Regions from separate parts of the Homo sapiens genome. Here region 1 is linked to region 2. Evidence: read pairs that join two places in POLR2A ChIA-PET (ENCODE). Cell type or tissue: MCF 10A. All regions are shown on one strand. Each heading gives the region's core, and the rest is flanking DNA. Links, peaks and the distances in the headings are about the cores only. Region 1 overlaps ADNP (activity dependent neuroprotector homeobox). Region 2 has its middle 31 kb from the start of KCNG1.

Region 1 (10,898 bases), core at 1,740-9,739, 75 kb before region 2:
CTACCACATCAAGGATGGCACCATATAGTCTGTATTTTTACGGGCAGAAAAAAAGCAGAAAAGCATTTACTAGTATCATCTGAAAGAAAGACAAAACAAACAAAAAGATAAGCCTGTTTTAGATAAGCAAAAGACAACCCAGCTACCTCTGAACAGGCACAGATAAGCCAGAAGAAAAAGCTAGCCTCTAAGTCCAACTTGTCCAGATTACATTTTAAACTACTCCAAGTGAGGATCTAGTGTGTCATAGTGTGTCCTACTTTCCTTCAACTGCAGGTGTAAACTTTGCTACTTTATAATGTTCGGGAACCAAAACCTGAACATAACCCAAAGTGATGACTAATGTATCAGTTACACTAGTGAATGCAAAACTTTCATTTCCACTAAGAAAAGCATATCTAATATTGCACTGAGAGCTACACAAGGATCCTTACTTCTTCCTGGTTAACACCTAAACATAAGCTGCACTTAGCCTAAACTAGTGATTTTCAAACCTTATTTTTTTTGAGACGGAGTCTCCCTCTGTTACCCAGTGGCATAATCTCAGCTCACTGCAACCTCTGCCTCCCAGGTTCCAGCGATTCTCCCACCTCAGCCTCTCGAGTAGCTGGGATTACAGGCACGCGCCACCAGGCTGGGCTAATTTTTTTTATATTTTTAGCAGAGATGGGGTTTCAGCATGTTGGCCAGGCTGGTCTCGAACTCCTGACCTCAAGTGATCTGCCTGTCTTGGCCTCCCAAAGTGCTGGGATTACAGGTGTGAGCCACTGCGCCTAGCTTCAAACTTTTTATTTTTTAAAAGCTGTGAAACCCGTTTCCAAAGGAATCTTAGGTGAAATATAAAAAAGATAAAAACTAGAGGTGCTCAGGTTGAAAGAAAAAAAGGTTCCCTGCCCCCAAGTACCTCCACGAAATAGTTACTCATCTAAACTAAGCCCATGACGCAAATTTATGCAAAAGTGGCAGGTTACTGAAATGTAGAATCTGGGCCTAGTGGGCAATCAAACCAAAGCATGAAGTTTGATGGCTATAGCAGAATTCTGATAGTTTACTGAAAATCTTCACCAATTATTATTAGTCTGATCAAAGTATGAAGTGATAGGGAATCCACAGTAAACCTAAAGGATCAGAAAATAAAGTTCACACTGTGATTTTTAAAAAAACATTTCTACCCTAAAGTTGTAAAGAAAAACACAGTCTCTCTGGGATTATCTTTTACCTGGGGTTGGGAGAAGAGAAGAGTGTGGAATCAAGGGCTAGGAATGACGCTATTACTAGTGAAGAAAACGGCAGCTGTCAGGATGGGCGCCATGGCTCATGTCTGTAATCCCAGCAGTTTGGGAGGCCAAGGAGGGTGATCACTTGAGGCCAGGAATTCACGACCAGCCTGGCCAACATGGCGAAACCCCATCTCTACTAAAAATACAATAAAATTAGCTGGGCATGGTGGCACATACCTGTAATCCCAGCTATTTGGGAGGCTGAGGCCTGAGAATCGTTTGAACCTAGGAGGTGGGGATTGCAGTGAGCAGAGATCACGCCACTGCACTCCAACCTGGGCAAGAGTGAGACTCTGTCTCAAAAAAAAAAAAAAAAAAAAAAAAAAAAAAAAAAAAAAGGTATCTGTATTTTCTAAGTTAATAAAAATTAGGAAGACAATCAGGCTACTACAATATAAACAATTTCATTTTTTGATAACATCAACCCAAGTTACTATGTAAGAATTTCAGATCCTTGATATTTAAATTATTCCAATTGATGCTGATGCAAGAATTTTTATATATCTCTTATAACCCCCACTGGGGTTTAAGAGTAAGATTTTTGAAGTTTCCTTAAACCAATGATCTAACTAAAAAATGTTAAGTTATGCTGGCAATTTTCTAAGAGGGACAAGCATTTGACTCTCATGAACAGAATCAAAGCATCAGTTAACTGCTACCTGTGACGATAATTTTATTTATTTAAAGAACAGATTTTGTTATGTCTCTGTGGAAACATTTAGTACCTGTTAAGATAAAAACTAATCAGAAAGAAAACATCAATCCTGGGAAAGCAAAACAGACGGGTGTGTGTCTAAACTTATGGTCTGCAACTTGGCCTACAGAGGGAAGCTGGAGGAGGTGAAGGAGAGGATTCTGGCCAATAAACCCCTGGCTATGAGAACTGACCAGGACAGAAGTGCATTGCATTGGGCATGCTCAGCCATACATACATAAATTATTGAATTTTTGTTTCAACTTGGAGTGCCAGTGAATGATAAAGACTATGCGAGATTGGTCTCCTCTTCAGACTGCTGTTTGTGCTGGCCAGAATGAGACTGTAAAAGCCCTTCTGGGAAAAGGTGCTCAAGTGAATGCTGTCAATCAAAATGGCTCTACTCCCCTACATCATGCAGCTTCCAAAAACAGGCATGAGATTGCTCTCATGTTACTAGAAGGTGGGGCTAATCCAGATGGTAAGGATCATTATGAGGCTACAGCAAAGCACCAGGCCACAGCCAAGGGTAACTTCAAGATGATTCATATCCTTCTGTACTACAAAGCATCCACAATCATCCAAGACACTGAGGGTAACACTCCTCCACACTTAGTCTGTGATAAGAGTGGAAGAAGCAAAACTGCTGGTGTCCCAAGGAGCAATATTTACATAGAGAATAAAGAAGAAAAGAAACCCCACAAGTGGCCAAAGGTGCCCTGGGTTTAGTACTCAAGAGAATGGTAGAAGGTTAAACAGCTTGGATTTCTTCTTACTTTCTATGTTGTGATGCTGTCCCCAGTGTCCTGGAAACTAACATACTTGGGCACAGGACATCATCTACAAATGTTTTCTCACCTTCAAAGTCTTATAAACATGTTGACTATTGTTCCTGCTGAGGTTCTTATTCTAAACTTACGGCTTGCTTTCTGGGCACTGAGTAACTGCTGACTGTTCTACTGTTGTCACATATTCTTGTATACTGAATTTCGGCTAATTCTGAGTAAGTGATTCCGTGGCTGTTGTTAATCTTCAGCAACCTCCGAGCATGCACCTTGTATCAGTCTCTGAAATAGAATAGCTCCAATAGCAACAGGCTAGTCGTTCTGCTAGATGGTTCTAGGTGGACTCCGTGATGTTCCTCCATACAGTTAAACATCCTAACTTGTTTCTCAAGCTCACTCAGGCCTATGCCAGACAGTTGTTTTTTTCCCCAACCATGAGATTTTATTTTTGTGATAGGAGGAATATTTACGTATTTCAGTGGACCAAATTTTAAGTTGGGGGTTGTGCTAGAAAATAATGAAAAACAACTTCCCATGTACACGTGTATTTTTTTTTTGATGAGCTATTTGCCAAGATAAAACGTATGGTTTTTTAAAAAGGAAGTTTTAAAGTACCTATATCGAGTCAGCTTACATTGAAAAAATGTCAAGCTTGTTAAAATGATTATGTAACAAAATGTATTCTGATTTGTATTTCAGAAACTAAAAAATAAAATGTTGAAAGAAAAAAACATCATTCTTGTATTTGTGCATTTTCTTTCCTTCCTGCCTTTACCTCAGCAACATATTTAATACCTGTCTATATCACTCATTGAGTCAAAAACTGTGGTCACGGTAAAACCCTATTTCTTCTTATAGCCAATAAGCCCTTATTCTTCCTATTTTAGGATTTGCATCTGAAGTAGTGAACATACTTTATTTGCTTTACATGTGCCATTAAGCCCTACATTTAAATCAAACCAGTTGCAAAAAGGTTTATATATTTGCATTTTAAAAAATTAATCTTACACAGCTTTAAGATTGAGAGCCTACAGCCAGACTGGAAACAATCACCCCACTCAATCTTTTTCTAAAATACACCGCCCTGAACAGAGGTAGCTGATTTCCATTCTCCTATAAGCTTGGGCAAAAGAGCTTCCAGATGCCGGAAACTCTTCATAGAAAGGCAGCTCTGATGCCTCCTCCTTTTCCTCCCCTCCCTCCCCAATCCACAAAACACGTAATTCTGACTATCCAGGGGCAGAATGTTCTTCTGGATTAGCAGATAAAACTGTGCAGCAAGACAGAGGTAAGAAAATAAAGTTTAGTATCCTCTTTCCTTAAGTTTACTAGAAAATGTACAGTAGTACTGAGGCTAAAAAGGGGGGTGAGGGAATTAGAGAACCAGGAAGATAAGAAAGAAAACTACTTTGCAAATGATGACACACGTATGTACTGAAAGCTAAATCTGAATAATGAACATCAATTATATTGCCTAGGATAATCATATTATAACACTCTTAATAAAGATAAGCAGGCAGGAAATGTAACCAGTTTCTGTATTCTTCTATTCTTACTAACTTCATTGGACTTTTACTATTCTCCCAGTTTGATAATAAAAGATAACCAAATACAAAACTGCCTCCAAAAATAAACACTGATTTTCTTCAAGTTTTTAACTGTTATCAATTATTTATATTTTTTATAACTATTTCTTTAGTTAGGAGTGTAAATTTATGCAAGGCGAAAGATGGTATTTATCTAAATATAGCATTCTTTACAAAAACGTTTAGTCAAAGTAATATTTTTTGTCACCTTCCATCAACATGTGTGAATCCTTTCTACAAAAAAAAAGATGCTCTGAAAGATTGTTGCCTGATCACCTCAAGTAAGAGGGCGCACAAAATCCCATCAGGCAGCTCATTCCACACTGGACAGCTTCTGTTCACAAGTTTATGCTTTACAACGCTGTGTAACCTGCCCATAGCTCTCAGGCTATAAATTCCCTAGTCACATGACAGCCTTTCAAAACTTTAAGACACGCCCCTCTTCTCCCAGTTAACCAGGATCAGTTCTTCTCACCATTCCTTCCATGATCTCATAGGCCACTCTCCAAAGGATAAGCTCCAGCTTGTCAGTCTCCCTAGTTCCCTGGATAAACTGTTATTCGGATGTGACATATTCAGGAGATGGTCGAGTGAGACAACAATACTCTAATTCTGGACATTATTTTTCAATTAATGCTCCTGAAAAATACATTTGTGTCAGTGGCATCCACTTCATACATATGACATAAAAAATATTTTTAAAAATATGCAGTGCCTTTTCAGAATTAGCTTGTTCAGCTGATGAGGAAAAAGATAGTTTGGATGGAATCTAAGTAACAATCACCAGTCTTCAGGGTCTCCTCAACTGCAGGAACACAAGCATTCTGTTTCTGAAATGAGGGGGAAAAACAAAACAAAACCAAAAACTAAAAAACAAGTGTCCAGTGCAGGCCTTAGGAAAGTCAAAAGATTGAGATTCATCTTCCAAATCACACCATCAACAGAAATCTGTTATGAAAAAGCAGCACTCTCAATCACTGAAAGAACCTAGGAGCTGCCTAATCTAAACTCTTCTCATCCTACAAATTAGCAGCTGAGGTGAAGCAACTGCTTGCCCATGAGCGAGCTGGGTCTTGAAGCCACCCTCCAGACCTGAGATGCAGCACTCCTGTCACTACCCATGCAGACCAAACTCTATCTTTGGCATTCACTAAAAACAAACAGCAGCATGTTCCCTACGTACATCTGAAAGTGCCAGAACTTCAATACCCAAGGTTGAAATGGTCTTCAAAAATTAAAAGGCTCAGCCAAACCAGCTGAAGCAGCAACACAGAAATTAAGAATCTGTACGTATCTCAAGTCAGTCAGATGATTCCATCACATCCAGAGAAGAATTCAGCTCTAAGGACACTTGTCTTAAATCACTCTTACCATCACCATGGAGGCCAAGAGTCACTAGATAGTCACATTTGAAGAATCTCTTTCTATGCAAATCATAATGGTAATATCTTGTAAAATGAAAACCACAACCTTGGTATTCTTAAATAACAGGCCAGCTTTTCAAAAAACAGATGTATCCTATGTCTCCCCTTTATTATCTTCCCATTGTGAATACTCTAAGCATGTTCTTCTGAAAGTCCCTTGGGAAACTAGACGCTTCCTTTTTTTCAAAGGAGGGAGTTGGTAGGAGCCTGGTCTGTTCTCAACTACCTCCAGGCTCCAGTCAAACTGGGAGAACAGTAAAAGTCCAAAAAGTTACATAAGCAATTGGGAAGCGGGAACACAGGACCACACATAAACTCGTGTATCAATATTCTCAGCAGTATTATTCATAATACCCCCAAAATAGGAACAACTGAAATCAACTGATGATAAATGAAATGTGGTCATATCCACATAATGGGATATGATTGAACCATGAAAAAGAATAAAGTACCGACACATGTTCCAACATGAACCTTGAAAACATTATACTAAATGAATAAAATCAATCACAAAAGGCCAAATATTGTATGATTCCACTCATGAGGTACTTAGAATAAACAAATTCATAGCAACAGAAAAGTAAAATGGTGGTTGCCAGGGGCTGGGTAAAGGAAGAAAAGAGGAGTTATTGTTTAACAGGTATAGAGTTTCAGTTCTGCAAGATTAAAAAAGGCTAAAATGGTAAAGTTTATGTATACTTTACAACAATTAAAAATAAACACATTCTTTTTTTTTAAAGTGGCTACTGGGAAATTTAAGGCAGCAGTATTGATTAGGGAAGGAGACAAAGTCTGCTTATAATTTCAACAGCAGGGTGGTCTGGGTTCAAAATCAGGGGCATTTATCACTGATGGATCTCTTTACCAAAATGTGAATCTTAAGCATTTGTTAATATTACCCAGAAAAGGAGAGAACCTCTAGAACAAACCGTGGATGTAACACAGCATTTTGAAGGTCTATACAAATTTCCAGACCATTTTTGACACTATAATCATTTAATATGAGTGGTAATACATTAATGGAACCTAGGTGGCCCCAAAACCTTTAAGTACTTAAAGAAAAAAAAATGGTAGAGTGTTCACGTTATTGGCAAATCTGCTCCACTCCAAGAGGCCAGGAACAGGATATTATATTACTTTTGGCAATGAAGGCCCTGATTCACTCTGCCTTAACTAATAGATTTAGTACAGCTGGGTTACTTCAGTGAGACGTTCAACTACCTTGTTTTGCAAACTTGAGCATGTGGCAGTAGAGAAAAGATCTTCAGAGAATTCCCATGTGTTAAAATTTCAAATTACCTTCAGTTTCCGCTACAAAAGTAGAAGAACAAGAGGAGAGGTCCTGGGAAAAATGAAATGGAAAGCTTTTGAAAGGTAACAGAATGATGAAAAATTTAATTTTAGCACTTTAAGGAAGTTTTGTTTTCTCTCATGCTGGTGTAGTTCATTTATAGCAAACCAACAATCTAATGGTAAATAAACAGCCTGGTTCATCACATTACCTACCAATTATACAAAAATTATAATCACACTGTGACTTAAAAGTTTTATTTATTTTAAAAGTTCATCACAGGTGATTTCAGAGATTTAGTACAATATCACCTGAAATAGTTAACAGACACGGCTGGCATTTATGTCTACAAATTATTATCATTACATATTATCTTTCAGCACGTTCATTTTCCTGACCTCAATTGATGGACTAAACAGAACTCTTAAAATATGCAGCAGGACAAGGGTGCCATCTCACAGGTGTAGCTCACAGCTCCCAGCACTTTGGAAGGCTGAGGTGGGAGGATTGCTTGAGCCCAAGAGTTCAAGACCAGCCTGAAAAAATACATATATTTAAGTGTATATATATATATATATATATATATGTAAAAAGCCAGGTGTGATGGTGCATGCCTATAGTCCCAGCTACTTGGGAGGCTGAGGTGGGAGAATGGCTTGAGTTGCAGTGAGCTATGATGGTGCCACTATACTCCAGCCTGCGTTACAAAGGGAGACCCTGGAACTTTGGTTTTTTTCCCTGCTGTATCTCTATCATCTATGTCAATGACTAGAACAAAGCAGGCACTCAATAAATTCAGACAGAATGAATGAATCTCTGCCTAGAAAAGGCTTACAGATATGACATCCAATAAATATTTGCAGTAAAAGAGGCGATGTATCAGATGTGTCACAAACTAAATCCTAGGAGGCTTCATGTTTAGTTCATTCTCAGCAGGGAGGGTGGCAACAGCTGCTGAGTTGGGGCCATTAACTTAGGTGAAGAATCTGCATTTACTGCAAAAGACTTCTGGCGCAGTTCCAGAGGCCGGAAAGCAAGGTGTTCTAGGAACTTCTTGCTCAACTCCACTGAGTCAGAATGGTTGCTATGTCAAGCTTCTGAGTAACAAGGAACGACATGATTGGAAAGGCAGGGTGAGGATAGGATGGGGATCTTGAATGTGAAGCTGGAGTCTGCTGCCATGTCTGGTAGGCACCGAGGAGATGCTGCAGGTAACGAAGTACAGAAGGGACATGATTCTAATGGCACTTTAAGAGGATTAATCCAGGCCGGGTGTGGTGGCTCATGCCTGAAATCCCAGCACTTTGGGAGGCCAAGATGGGCAGATCACGAAGTCAGGAGCTCGAGACCAGCCTGGCGAATATGGTGAAACCCCATCTCTACTAAAAATACAAAAATTAGCCGGGCGTGGTGGTGTGCGCCTGTAATCCCAGCTACTCAGGACGCTGAGGCAGAAAAATTGCTTGAATCCGGGAGGCGGAGGTTGCAGTCACTGCACTCCAGCCTGGGCAACAGAGCGAGATTCCACCTCCAAAAAAAAAAAAAAAAAAAAAAGAAAGAAAGAAAGAAAAAGAAAGCAGTGGCTCATGCCTGCAATCCCAGCACTTTGGGAGGCCAAGGCAGACAGATCACTTGAGGTCAGGAGTTTGAGACAAGCCTGACCAACATGGTGAAACCCATCTCTACTAAAAATACAAACATGAGCTCGGTGTGGTGGCCAGCGCCTGTAATCCCAGCTACTCGGGAGGCTGAGGCAGGAGAATTTCTTGCGCCCAGGAGGCAGAGGTTGAGATCGCGCCACTGCACTCCAGCCTGGACTCCATTAAAAAAAAAAAAAAAGCCTGGAGGAAGTCAATTAAGTAAAAGAGTAGATACCAGACCTACCCAACCCTCAGAATTACCTGAGGGACCTTACACCCATGCCACATCTTCTCAATCTAAGAGGTCTGAGAAACCATCACTGCCTTAGGTATGAGATAATAGGATACTGGGGTAAGAGTAAAACGAGGGGAAAAGAAAAGGTTCACAGGTGAAGCTTATAGCCTAAGTCAAAATTTGTGCTAATAATACTATTTTCCTGGACAAAAACTTACCTATCAGCCATATGTAAAAAATTTGTACCTTATAACTTCAAACCTCCTTAACAAGAGGTAGGGTGACATAGCACAGTAAAGCTTTTCTTTGCTAGAAAATAAAGATGCAGTGGTCCACCCTACAGTTAGACAGATCTGTATTTAAATCCTTGCTCTGCCACTTACAAGCTTTGTGATCCTACACATGTTATTTAACCTCTAGAGGTCTGTTTTCTTATGGCATAAGCAGAAGGACACTATCTCATTGTTTTAATGGCAGAAGGATTAAATGAGATGATGCAAGTTAATGCTTAAGTCAGTTACCATTATCACCTTAAACCAGATGAGATACTAAAATAATCACTTTCAAAATTCTGAGTTCACACCAGGGCATAACCTCTCCAAAAAGCTCAAACTATTATGACTGAGAATCAGATGTGGTTGCCATAACAACATCTGTTCCTGTACACATTACAATGCATCATGCACAGTAGTGTTTTTATACAATATTTTACATCTGTGTGAGCCATTCATACTCAGGTTTGCATATTCTTAACAAGCTCAGTGACACTTAAAATATTTAGGCAACTGAACATCTGCAACTATCTTAAATAAACCCAGGTGACTTACAGTTATGTAGAAACATAAAGGTGTCATCTAGATTTTGCGTATCTTAAGTTTTAAAAAATATGTGGAGTCACTGGTCTTTTAGGAAGATTTTCAGACTACAAGACTGGTGCCCACAACTGGAAAACTGCTACTGTGTTGCTGCTTATCCTGATACTTTCCGTATTCAGATTTCAGGCAAGAATTCTAGCAGTGACCACCAGAATTTCCAGTACACCAGTAGAACCAGTTGTTTTCAGGCTGAACTCCTCTAAGAGTTTAAGATATGTATACAAACAGAGGGAAGATGATGCCTGAGGGACAAGGTGAAAGCTGGGCAGCCAGAGGTCTGGCCCCCCGACCCTTCATCAATTTAAGAGTTCACCTAAAATTGTATTTGAAAGCGGGGGAAGATGCCTCGGTACTTAAACAAGAAAAACAGACTGAGGATACTTTATAATATACCAATTTAGATTTAGGGAGAGTGTGAGGTGAGGAGCACTTCCCAGTTTACTTCACTCTAAACAGGTATTGCAGCAAGGCAGGGACACAGCATAAAGAGTGATTCTAGCACTCCACTGCCTACATAAGAACTCCACAGGCATACAGCCACTTGCTGTCGCTGTAAGTGGACAATCTGGCTTAAGATCAATGTGAAAAAGGGAAATAATTCACAAGTAGCCCTTAAGGGGTGCTTTAGGGGAAAACTCTCAAACTTTGTTTTTCCTCTGCCCTCACACCACACAGAAGTCGTGAAGTTGTCTTCTGTGACCAAACGTGTAGGGTTTTTTCCCAAGCAGCGGACACCAGCTGAGTATCCTCTAATTTGGTTCTGACACTGTCTACCTGGATACAGTGTCATATTCCACAAGATGGGGGCTCAGTCCCCAAAACTGCTCTCTCCTTCTTCAGACTCCAACTGTAAGTCTGGGCCTCCAGAACTTCTGACTGACACTTCAAGCTGGGGTTCCCAAGACCCCCTCCTTGAGTTCTATTAATTTGCTGGAGCATCTCACAAAACTTGGGGAAACACTTATGTTTACCGGTTTATTATAAAAAGTACAGATAAAGAAATGCGTAAGGGCACTGGGCTTCCATACCCTCTCTGGGGGCGCCACCCTCCAGGTGTGTTCAACTATCTGGAAGCTCTCTGAACCCAG
Region 2 (10,898 bases), core at 1,947-9,946:
TTCATGTATACTCTCAATTTTCTGCCATAAGAAAGCATTTTGTTTACATGAAAAGGGGGTGGGTATTTGGAAAGATAATATTAGTCCTGAAGAGTGGTAGTGAGGATGTAATTAGACCAAAAATAGAAGGATGCTTACTTTCTATTGGGGTCAATAGGTGATGAACAGGTAGAAAACACATAAACAATAATTTAAGCTACAAATGAAGTCAGTCCTGGTGATGTGGTAAGGAGGGACTGGGTAGGTAGCTGGTGATGGCTTCTTTAAAAAGGTTGCCAGGGTAAAACCTACTGCGGAGGTGACATTTGAGTTGAGGAAGAATGAGAAACAGGCAGGCACGTGAAGACCTGAGAAAAGGCTGTATTCTTCTCATGCTTGCATGATCCAGGTTTTGGGATTGACCTCTGTTTTTTTTTTTTTTTTTTTTTTTTTTTTTTTTTTGAGACAGAGTCTCGCTCTGGAGTGCAATGGCGTGATCTCGCCTCACTGAAATCTCCACCTCCCGGGTTCAAGCAATTCTCCTGCCTCAGCCTCCCAAGTAGCTGGGATTACAGGCATATGCCCTCAAGCCTGGCTAATTTTTGTATTTTTAGTAGAGATGTGGTGTCACTATGTTGGTCAGGCTGGTCTCGAACTCCTGACCTCATGTGGTCTGCCCACCTCGGCCTCCCAAAGGGCTGGGATTACAGGCATGAGCTACCGTGTCCGGCTGGGATTGACTTCTGATTCGAAGTTGAAACCATAAAACTATTGTGAAGAGATCCCACCAAGTGCCTAAGGATGGCATAGACCAGCTGTTAGAGGCGGCCTGAATGATTTTCTCCTGCCGATACGGACGGTCCAAAAGAACATTTCCTTTTTCCTTTGTAGAAATGTACAAACGTGGGTATTTACAAGCAGCGTCAGAGGGGAGAGCTTGGTTTTGACCCAAGGTTGTAGTTCTTGAAAGGACCAGTAGGTGGAGGTGAAGGACAAGGAACAGACACTACTTCTGCCAAGCCATCCAGGCCATTGCAATCTAGGTTGAGCCAGCCGCTTCCCGAGTCTAGTTAGGAGTATAGGAATGCCTGTTTCTGGCACATTAACCAGTCTGGGCATACATGAGCTCTAAAGCAGGGAAGTGAATGAACATGCATATAGCATGTGTTGTGGCCCAAGGAACTCTAAGGCTTTTTTTTTTTTTTTTTTTTTGCATTTACAAGGAAACTCCTCTTTCCTTCTGTCATATAAACCAGGGGTCACACAGGGAATGTAAATGAATTAAGAAGGTGTGGGGTAAAGAAACACATGCTCTCTCCAATGACTTTCATTTTCTCACTTTGGGTTAGAACCATAAGAATAGAGGAAGGTTTTTCTACTGTAAGAAGGATCACAGCCCTAAGCAGCTACAAAAGACACACTGGCTGGAGAGCAGGCAGTGACGGGGACTGCCCCTAGCTGCTGGGACAGTGAGTCAAGGGACAGCCCGTGCCCATCAGCTGAGCCAGTGGGAATACAGGCCTGGTGCTGCGAGGGGTTCACTTTTTTTTTTTTTTTTTTTTTTTTTGAGATGGAGTTTCGGTCTTGTTGTCCAGGCTGGAGTGCAATGGCGTGATCTTGGCTCACCGCAACTTCTGACTCCCGGGTTCAAGTGATTCTCCTGCCTCAACCTCCTGAGTAACTGGGATTACAGGCATGCACCACCACGCCTGGCTAATTTTGTATTTTTAGTAGAGATGGGGTTTATCCCCGTTGGTCAGGCTGGTTTCGAACTCCCAACCTTAAGTGATCCGCCCGCCTCGGCCTCCCAAAGTGCTGGGATTACAGGTGTGAGCCGCCGCACCCGGCTGAGGTGGGCATTATCATTTGCATGCCCATTTTACAGAGGAGGAAACTGAGGCTCCGAAAGGTGATGCAGCTCTTTCTTAGCCACCTGCATTGCTGTCCTTTGAACATACATTGCTTAGGCTGCCATGTTGACAGCCTTTGGGCTCCAGCCCCGGCAGCCTCTATTTCCTGATAGCCTTCGATTCACACATGCGGGTTGCCAGTGTGGGCCCAGTGGCTTTACATTTGAGTTTCCGAACCATCCCCCTCCCCCTGCACCGCCCCAGTTCCCTGAGACCTTTGGGGTCAATGTGGGGTGGGTGAGAAACGCCTGGCGGATTCAGAGGGTTCTGCTCTGTGGTTCTTGACCAGAATCTCTGGTATCAGGGCCCAGGCATTCATAAATTTTAAAAGCCCTCAGAAAATTCTAGCCTGAGCAGGGCTGAGAACCACTGGGGAGCTTAAGAAAGTCTTAGGGTAGCTGAGTTTGATGAGTCCTCTGATTGCATGCTATTCACTCACTGGATTGGCTGTGGGTCTTTGCAAGTGTGTACTGAGCAGGGCACAAGGTGGGCATCAGGAGAGTGGCGGTTGTGCAGAGTGGGGTTGCCAGCACAGTAGGGAGTCAGGAGGAGGCAGGGAAGAGCATTCCAGAGGAACCTCAGGATGTGCACAAGTCTGTCAGCAAGAGACCCTGGAAGGTTTAGACATGAACCACGATACCATCAGCAGCAGCTTCTCCGGATCGGGCCTCCCTGCCTCAGCATGCTCATGTGCTGATTGCAAACCCACTGTGTGCCCGGAGCTTCCAAGAGAGAAGGGAGAGGCAGAGAAGGAGGAGGCTGGGGAGGGGAGCTGGGACCAAGCCACAGAGAACTCAAGGCCTCCCTACACCTCTTAGACTTTATGTTTTTTATTTTTATTTTTTTGAGACAGGGTCAGCCTGCAGTGCAGGGGTGTGACCATGGCTCACTGCAACCTCGACCTCCTGAGATCAAGCCATCCTCCTACTTCAGCCTCTTGAGTAGCTGGGACCACAGATGTCACCACGCCCGACTAATTGTTTTTATTATTTGTAGAGAGGAGTTTTCATTATGTTGCCCAGGATGGTCTCAAACTCCTGGGCTCAAGCTGTTACTGGACAAAGAAGTCTTGATCCAGACCCCAATGAAGAGTTCTTGGATCTTGCACAGGAAGGAATTCAAGGGGAGTCGGAGAGTGCAGTGAGAGGAAGAGTTTACTGAAAGCTACTCTGTTACAGAGTAGGGTGTCCTCAGAAAGCAAGCAGAGGAATGCATCATCTTTGCTTTTCTTTCTTTCTTTCTTTCTTTCTTTCTTTCTTTCTTTCTTTCTTTCTTTCTTTCTTTCTTTCTTTCTTTCTCTCTCCTTCCTTCCTTCCTTTTTTCTTTCTTCCTTTCTTTCTTCTTTCTTTCTTTCTTTTTCTTTCTTTCTTTCTTTTTCTTTCTTTCTTTCTTTCTTCTTTCTTTCTTTTTTGCTCTCTCTCTCTCTTTTTTTTTTTTTTTTTTTTGTGACGGAGTCTCACTCTATCACCCAGGCTGGAGTGCAGTGGCGCGATCTCAGCTCACTGCAAGTTCCACCTCCGAGGTTCACGCCATTCTCCTGCCTCAGCCTCCCAAGTAGCTGAGATTAGAGGTGTGTGCCACCACGCCCGGCTAATTTTTGTATTTTTAGTAGAGACAGGGTTTCACCGTGTTAGCCAGGATGGTCTCGATCTCCTGACCTCGTGATCCACCCGCCTAGGCCTCCCAAAGTGCTGGGATTACAGGTGCATGCCACCACGTCTGGCTAATTTTTGTATTTTTAGTAGAGACGGGGTTTCACCATGTTGGTCTCGAACTCCTGACCTCAGGTGATCGTCCTGCCTCAGCCTCCCAGAGTGCTAGGATTACAGGCATGAGCCACCATGCCCAGCCTAAGCTTTGCTTATATAGAGGTCTTGTTTATGCAAAGACTAAACTAAGCTATGCCTGCATGCGGGTGAGCAGACAGCATGACAAAATTTATTATTCTATTGAGTTAAAGGAAACTATCCTTGACATTTTTGGGTGGGTACATCAAAGCATAACTATTATTATTTAGAAAACATATATTGTTATGGGTATTGGGACATTTGGATTCTCTGTTGTTATAGGGGCATGTCCTTGCAGGCAGCTTTAGTTGTTCCCTCTACTATAAACATCCCATGACTATGGGTGGTGACCAGCAAGGAATGTGCTTTGCTAGTCTCAAATGGAGCGGAACTTAAAATGGTGTTACTCTGGCCCTGTTATGCTCTTACTTTCCTAACAAAGCAATCCTCCCACCTCAGCCTCCCAAAGTGTTGGGATTACAGGTGTGAGCCACCACACCCAGCCGACTGTTAGGCCTTAGTCAGTCGGGGAGCCAGGGTCTTCTCACTGGGAATTTTAGGCACCAGGGCCCCAGAAGCTGGCAGAGGTGGTTGGGTCAGTAGCAGGGATGACCAATCATCCTGGTTTGCACAGGATGTTGAGTGCTAAAACTAAGAATGTCCTGGGAAAACCAGAATGGTTGGTCATCCTAGTAAAAACTCAGCTTCCCTTACCTTACTCTCAGCCAGCTCCTGGTCCCACCAGTGTGGATTTATACTAGCTTTTCAAATGTCGCTGTGTGCACCAATCACCTGGATTCTTATGGAAATGCAGACTCTCATCCCTCAGGTCTGGGGTGGGGACTAAGAGTCTGCATTTCTGTGTTTTTTTTTTTTTTTTTTGAGACAGAGTCTCACTCTGTCGCCTAGGCTGGAGTGCAGCAGCGCGATCTCAGCTCACTGCAAGCTCCGCCTCTCGGGTTCATGGCATCCTCCTGCCTCAGCCTCCGGAGTAGCTGGGACTACAGGCGCACGCTGCCACGCCGGGCTAATTTTTTGTATTTTTATTTTTTTTAGTAGAGACGGGGTTTCACCGTGTTAACCAGGGTGGTCTAGATCTCCTGACCTTGTGATCCGCCCCCCTCGGCCTCCCAAAGTGCTGGGATTACAGGTGTGAGCCACCATGCCCGGCCACATTTCTGTCTTTAAACTAAATTAATTAATTAATTATTATTATTTTAGAGACGGGGTTTCACTCTGTTGCCCAGGCTGGTCTCGAACTCCTGGCCTCAAGTCATCCTCCTACCTTGGTCTCCCAAAGTGCTGAGATTACAGGCGTGAGCCACTGTGTTCAGCCGAATCTGCATTTTTAATAAGCTTCCAGGTAGCATAGGTGTCGCTGGTCCATGGTCACAATTTGAGTAGCAAGAGTTGACAGCACCCTCAGGCTCATTGCAAACCAGCTACTTCCGGCCATAACTAGGAGAGAGAAGTTGTGACCACCCCAAAAGCACATCTGTATTTCCTAAGGCAAATACAAGCCAGCTTTCCCTCCACTGAACTGTCCAGGACTCAGGCTTGCAGTGAAAATCAGCTGCTGAATGTATTTTTGTTTAAAATCCACACACATTCTCTCACACTAGTTATTTAAAAAAATTAAAAGAAAAATCCACACACACCACATGCAGACAGCACCCATCACAGGTGCTATTTAGTTTGTTTTTCAATTGCTTGGTCCCTCCTGCTTGGGTACCATGTGTTTGCATTTTGCATTTTTTGCTTCTCCTTTTATCTCACTTTCTTTTCACCTCGCAGCAACCTGGTCAATGTGCAAATGAAAGACAGTCCCAGGGAAGAGGAAAACTCTTGCTGTGCAACCAGCTGGAAAGAGATTGAAATAAAAACTCACTTCACTTCTCCCCACCCCATTCTCTCCTGAGCAAGTAGAGGCAGGTTTGTCGAAATTGCCGGAAGGGACAATGTTGGCATTTGAGCTTCTAGGAATGTTCTTTTGGAGAGCAGGAGCACTGCCTCCAGGCCTGCTCCCTCCCACTGCTGCTTGGGAAGGATGGCTCCAGGACTGGGCGGCTCAGCCATGGTGGAACTGGGTCAGCTGTGGCTTTGGCAAGTTTCTCATCCTATCTGGGCCGCCTCTGTGAAATAGGAATAATGATTGTACCTACAGAGCTGGATATTACCTGTTTGTTCCCCCGACCCATTCTCTACCCTGAGAGACCGACTTTAGGGATTGCATCACTCAAGGGCCCTGCCTTCCGGCTTCGGCCCTGCCTTTGGCCTTCTGGTTCAGTTTGCAACGGGAGATACCAGCAGCAGATGGGTGCTGGGAAATTTACTCCCTGTTCTCTCCCTGCTCTGGGCTGCAGCTGTGAGTTTCTCTCTGACTGCAGCTCCTGACCAGGCAGATGCCTCAACAGTGCCAGGCTTGACGGTGTGTGTCAGCTATCAATTTATTGCCTCTCAGCTCCAAAGTCACCCTTCAATATCTGCTTTGCGTAATGGGCGGAGTTCCTTTTAAGCGTCATTCCTTTACAGTGAGTGCAGTGTTAAGTTTTCTCAGTAGAGGGCGCTAGAGGAACACCCCCTAGGTCTCTACTGTTTTCATCCCTCATCCGCTTTCAGACAATAGGCCAAGGCCTGGCCAATCAGAGCACTGCCTTCTCATAGCCTCACTGATTGGCTCAGGGATGGGCACACGGTCTAAACTGCTCCAATCACAGTGAGTCCCAGGACTTAGGTAGGAGCTACCCAAATGATACCTTGTGCTTTCCCATTGAACTTGAACTTGAGAAGATGAGAGGCTGGGTTGCTGCAGCCCTGTTGTCAGCATGAGGGGAGAGTCTTGAACTGCCAAGAATCGCCACAGGGAACTCAAGGGTGGAGCCAACATGGCAGAAGTTGTGAGATGGAGAGAAACTGACTTCTCATGACACAGTGTAGCTGCCCCTGAAGCTGGCAGGACCTTTGGGCTTTTCAGCTATGTGAACCTGTAGATAACCTCTCTCCAACCACCCCCCTCACCAGTGTTTTTTTGGTACAGAAGCCAGTTGGATTTTCTGCTATGTGGAAACATAGTTCTGCTGAATATAATGGCTTTAGGAAAGAAACAAAACAAAACAAAAACCATTGCTGTATTTATCCTCTTTGCCAGGCACCTTGCTGCATATCTCATTTACTTCTCTCTCCATCCTCACGCAGCCCTCAGAGGAAAGTGATCATCTCCATTTTCCAGATGAGAAAAACAATGCTCAGAGAAGTTAAGTAACTAGCTCAAGGCCACCCAGCTAGTGTGTGGTAGAAGCAGGATCCAGGCACGGGCTCCAGTGCATCATACCACTCAGTGCTGGCTGGCAGCAGAGTGGAAGCCACTCGTCCACCTGGCTCAGGGATTCTGGCAGCCACGGTGGGAGAAAGCAGGGATGCAATCTGTATGCCGAGTAATTGTACAACAGTGCAGTTCCCCCACATTCATTACCTAACTGCTAATGAAAAGATCTCCGAATTGTGGTGCTGCCAAGTCTGTTGTAGCGAAGTGTGAGAATGCATTTGTAATTAGCCGCGCCTTGCAGGCAAATGAGGAATGTGTGAAAGTCCCTTGAAATGTTATACAAAATAAGGCTAAAGCATATTCCATTATCTTACGTATGCTATTAATTGAACAGACCCTTTTCATTGTTGCTGTTGAGTTCTTGTGTGACGTTATTAACAATAGTTACTATTTATTGAGCACTTACTATGGCCCAGATACTTGGTGCTTTCTGTACTGCTTTGTTTCATGTAATCTTCACATCACTCCAACAGGGAGGATGTTATTGTTCCCTTTTTAAAGAGGATGAACTAGAAGTTCAGGGAGGTTCAATAACTTGCCCAGGGTCACACCGCAAGGCAGTGGCTTGTCAAGGAATCAAATTTGAAGTTCTCTGGCTCCAAAGCCCACGTTCCTTCTGTTTGTCCCAGCACTTGTCGTACTTTCTGCTGCTCTAGCTTGTCCCACTCACATAATAGTATGTGGCTGTTCAGTGTGGCTCCTTCAAGTGGGAGAGAGGGCCCTTCTCTGTTCTTCCTGTTACTGGAACACGGATGTGACTGCTGGATCTCTCAATTTATTCTGTCTTGAAAGCAAACCACGAAATTAAGAAAATTTTGTGGATTGTCTCTGCCTAAAGACCCATGTGCTTGGCCGATGAGACTGCTAAGTCCAGGTTTAAGACACTGTTATTGTAAAGGGTGTCGATAGGCCAGAAGGCAAAATGCTGAAGTTCACAGGACGCTGCCTGGACTTCTAATTTGGATTTGGGTATGTATCAGCCAGTAAAAATTACAGAAACCCAACCCCACTAATTTAAGTAAAAAGAGAATTTATCAGATAACATGACTAAACAGTTCAAGAAAAGGGATGTCTTCAGGAACTGCTGGATCTAGGGACTTATCGTTGTCATTAGAACCTAGTTTTTTTCTCTCTATTCCTTGACTCTGTATTCCCAGAGGAAGAGAGAGAGAGTCTTTGCTGTTTGGGCCTATAAAAATCCCCACACCCATTTTGAGGAAGGAGTCTAAGACTGGTAGCTCTAAAGTGTCCTCAAGGACCCAGGCTCCCATCTTTCTGTTCTCCCACCCTCAGTCCTTGTCTTTTATCCTTGTGGTCACCTAATGAATGGTCCAAGAGGGCTATTGGAGATCCAGCAATCACATCTATGTTCCAGTAACAGGAAGAAAAAAAAGGGCCATCTCCTCTAAGGAGGCTTCTCAAAGTTCCCTGCGAGACTTTGCTTACAAATTCCTGGCCAGGACTTATTCATCTGTACACACCTTGTTGTAAAGGAGACTGGAAAGTACAGTCTTTATTACCAGTGGCAGTGTGCCTGGATAAAACTGGGGCTCTGTTACTAAGGAGAAAGGGGGAAGTGGATGGTTGGATGGGCCACTAGAGTTTCCGTCACAGTGCCCATCACCAGATACTCAGGAAATGGATGCTGGGGAGAGCAAATACAGCACCCACTAAAGTTGGTAGTCAGTGTTGTGCCTGGGCCTAATAGCTCCTCCTTCATGAAATGAGTGTTGTTGTACAAAGAGCCCTGGATTGGTCAAAAGATTGGATTACGAATTCCAGCCTCTAACTGGCTATGTAGTTGCATAACAACACTTTGCTTCTTTTTTTTTTTTTTTTTTTTTTTGAGACAGTGTCTCACTCTTGCCCACGCTAGAGTGCAGTGGTGCAATAAGGCTCACTGCAGCCTCGACCTCCCTGGGCTCAGGTGATCCTCCCGCCTCAGCCTCCCCAAGAGCTGGGACTACAGGTGCACACCACCACACCTGGCTCCTTTTTATATTTTTTGTAGAGACAGGGTTTTGCCATGTTGCCCAGGCTGGTCTCAAACTCCAGGCCTCAAGCGATCCGCCTGCCTCCACCTCCCAAAGTGCTGGGATTGTGGGTGGGAGCCACTGCAATCCTTGGTGCTCAGCTCACTTGGCTTCTTGTGTCTGCCTTTCTCCGGCTATAAAATGGGGGTCATACTCACATCATCTGGCTATGCCTCTGGCTACAAGCGGAGAATGCCTGACTAGCAGTAGGGTGAGCAACTCATCCTGGTTTTTGTATGCCTTTTCTAATTTTCACGTGAAATATTAAATGTGAGATGAAGCATCCTGGGAAACTCTCTTAGTCCTGGGCAAACTAAGGTAGTTGGTCTCCCTCATTAGCAGTAGCTAAAATCCTAGAGACAAGCATTGTCTGGAGGTGGGCAGTATCTGGGTGAGTTCAGCAGCTCAATGCTATCTTCACGGACCCAGTAGGCTCTTTGCATCCTCAGATCCACCACCCTTAGCATGTTAGGTTTCCTTCCTCCCACTGGCTGTCTCCAGTCACAAGTGTGACTATCCAGATACAGCTCTTGTCATCTTGGGTCAGACTCTCTGCAAATCCCCTAGCTGGGGATTTGGGTGGGGTGGGGTTTCATGTGCATGTTAGGTGAGGATTCAAGTGAATGCTGTGAATTGAGGGAGTGCTCTTAGGAGAATCCTGTAAAGGAGGAGGGAGGCAGGATGGGGCAGGGGAAGAAGTGAAGCAAAGATGTGGTCTCAGCGGGAGCTTCGCTGGAGCCTCATCCCCAGGGAGCACCAAGTGTGATCAGAGTTGCAGACTAAGCTCCACCTTGAGGCGGGGTCTGAAGACTTGCCCCCCTGTGGCCATCAGTCATTGCCATGAGCTGCCCTGGTGAGGTGGGGACTTGACATCCCAGGCATCTCTGGATGCTTTGGTTCCTGTCAGAGAAGAGGCTGCTGGGAGTTATGACAACACAGAAGGGGGCTGCTGGGTGCACCGGGCAGGGTCCCCACAGCTTCTTCGACCCTTGTCCTCTCTCAAAAGCACCCAAGGCAGAAAGGGGTGCAAAGGCTTGCTGTTTACAGAGGGAAAGTTTCCCCAGCACCTAGTGATCTCAGGCCAGCTTCCTCTAAGGTCTTATTAGCCGAGACTGGGTCACTTCTCATCCCTGATGACTCACTGGTAAAGGGAATGGGATTACCTCAGTTGGCATAAACGCTGGGACTGAGCACACTGAAACCTGGGACAAACGAAGGGCCTGTTTGTGGGGAAGAAGGGTGAACAGGTTTCTTGCAGGCAGCCAGCAGAGTCTGCCCTCCAAGCACCAGGGTATCCAGAAGTCCCAGTGCAGATAACAATTCTGCAGACATAAGGGGTTTTACTTGTTTCCCCTCTAGATCTTTCCCTGGTTCCTGCAGGTGAGTATGTGAGAATTGCGTAGGAGAGATGGGCAGGTCCTCCTGCAGAGACACACTCATCGCTCTCCCAGACCCTGCCCCGAGATTCTGGGCAAACACCAGCTGTTGCTTTGGGCTTGTGGAGGAGGCTGATAGGTCTACTGGAAGTCTTTCCTGGAAGACTATCAATCAGAGATTTGCTTTCAGCTGAACCTCCCAATTTAGTCTCTGTTGAAAGCCAACCACAGCCCAGCAGCTTGGATGGGATGAGATTCAATAGCAGAGGGCAACAGAACAAAGGTCTCGCTTTATTTCCACTGCCTCCCCTCCCTTCCCCATGACAGTCTCCAGACAGGGTGGTTGAGTGCCACTGCTGAGTAATTTTTATGGCAATTGCAAAAGACCCCTGAGCTTCTAAGGTGAGGCATTTCCCATTTAATCATCTTGATGGAGAAGCAGCCTCCGTACATTTAGCAGCCATTCTGGCCCCCTGTTAAATGGACTT

What was found. Peaks named below come from ENCODE experiments on the same cell type or tissue, not always from the same donor. Only the 100,000 strongest peaks of a DNase experiment are listed, where the experiment ranks them.
Region 1: POLR2A ChIA-PET joins it to region 2 with 5 read pairs; 3 of 35 experiments call an interaction of 5 or more read pairs at or near these places.

Annotation. Positions count from the first base shown.
Region 1 is chr20:50,911,671-50,922,568 of GRCh38, forward strand. The region is part of intron 2 of ADNP (activity dependent neuroprotector homeobox); the gene reads right to left. It also overlaps the pseudogene PSMD10P1. Among named protein-coding and RNA genes, the nearest start is that of ADNP-AS1, 14 kb to the right of the region's middle. RefSeq lists a silencer at 308-467. In MCF 10A, for the core only: no CTCF peak of the experiment used is centred there; DNase peaks (open chromatin) are centred at 2,481, 4,791 and 8,121.
Region 2 is chr20:50,986,946-50,997,843 of GRCh38, forward strand. No RefSeq gene overlaps it. Among named protein-coding and RNA genes, the nearest start is that of KCNG1, 31 kb to the right of the region's middle. RefSeq lists enhancers at 2,698-3,660, 6,167-6,461. In MCF 10A, for the core only: a CTCF peak has its summit at 6,233 (motif pointing right); DNase peaks (open chromatin) are centred at 5,636, 5,916 and 6,256.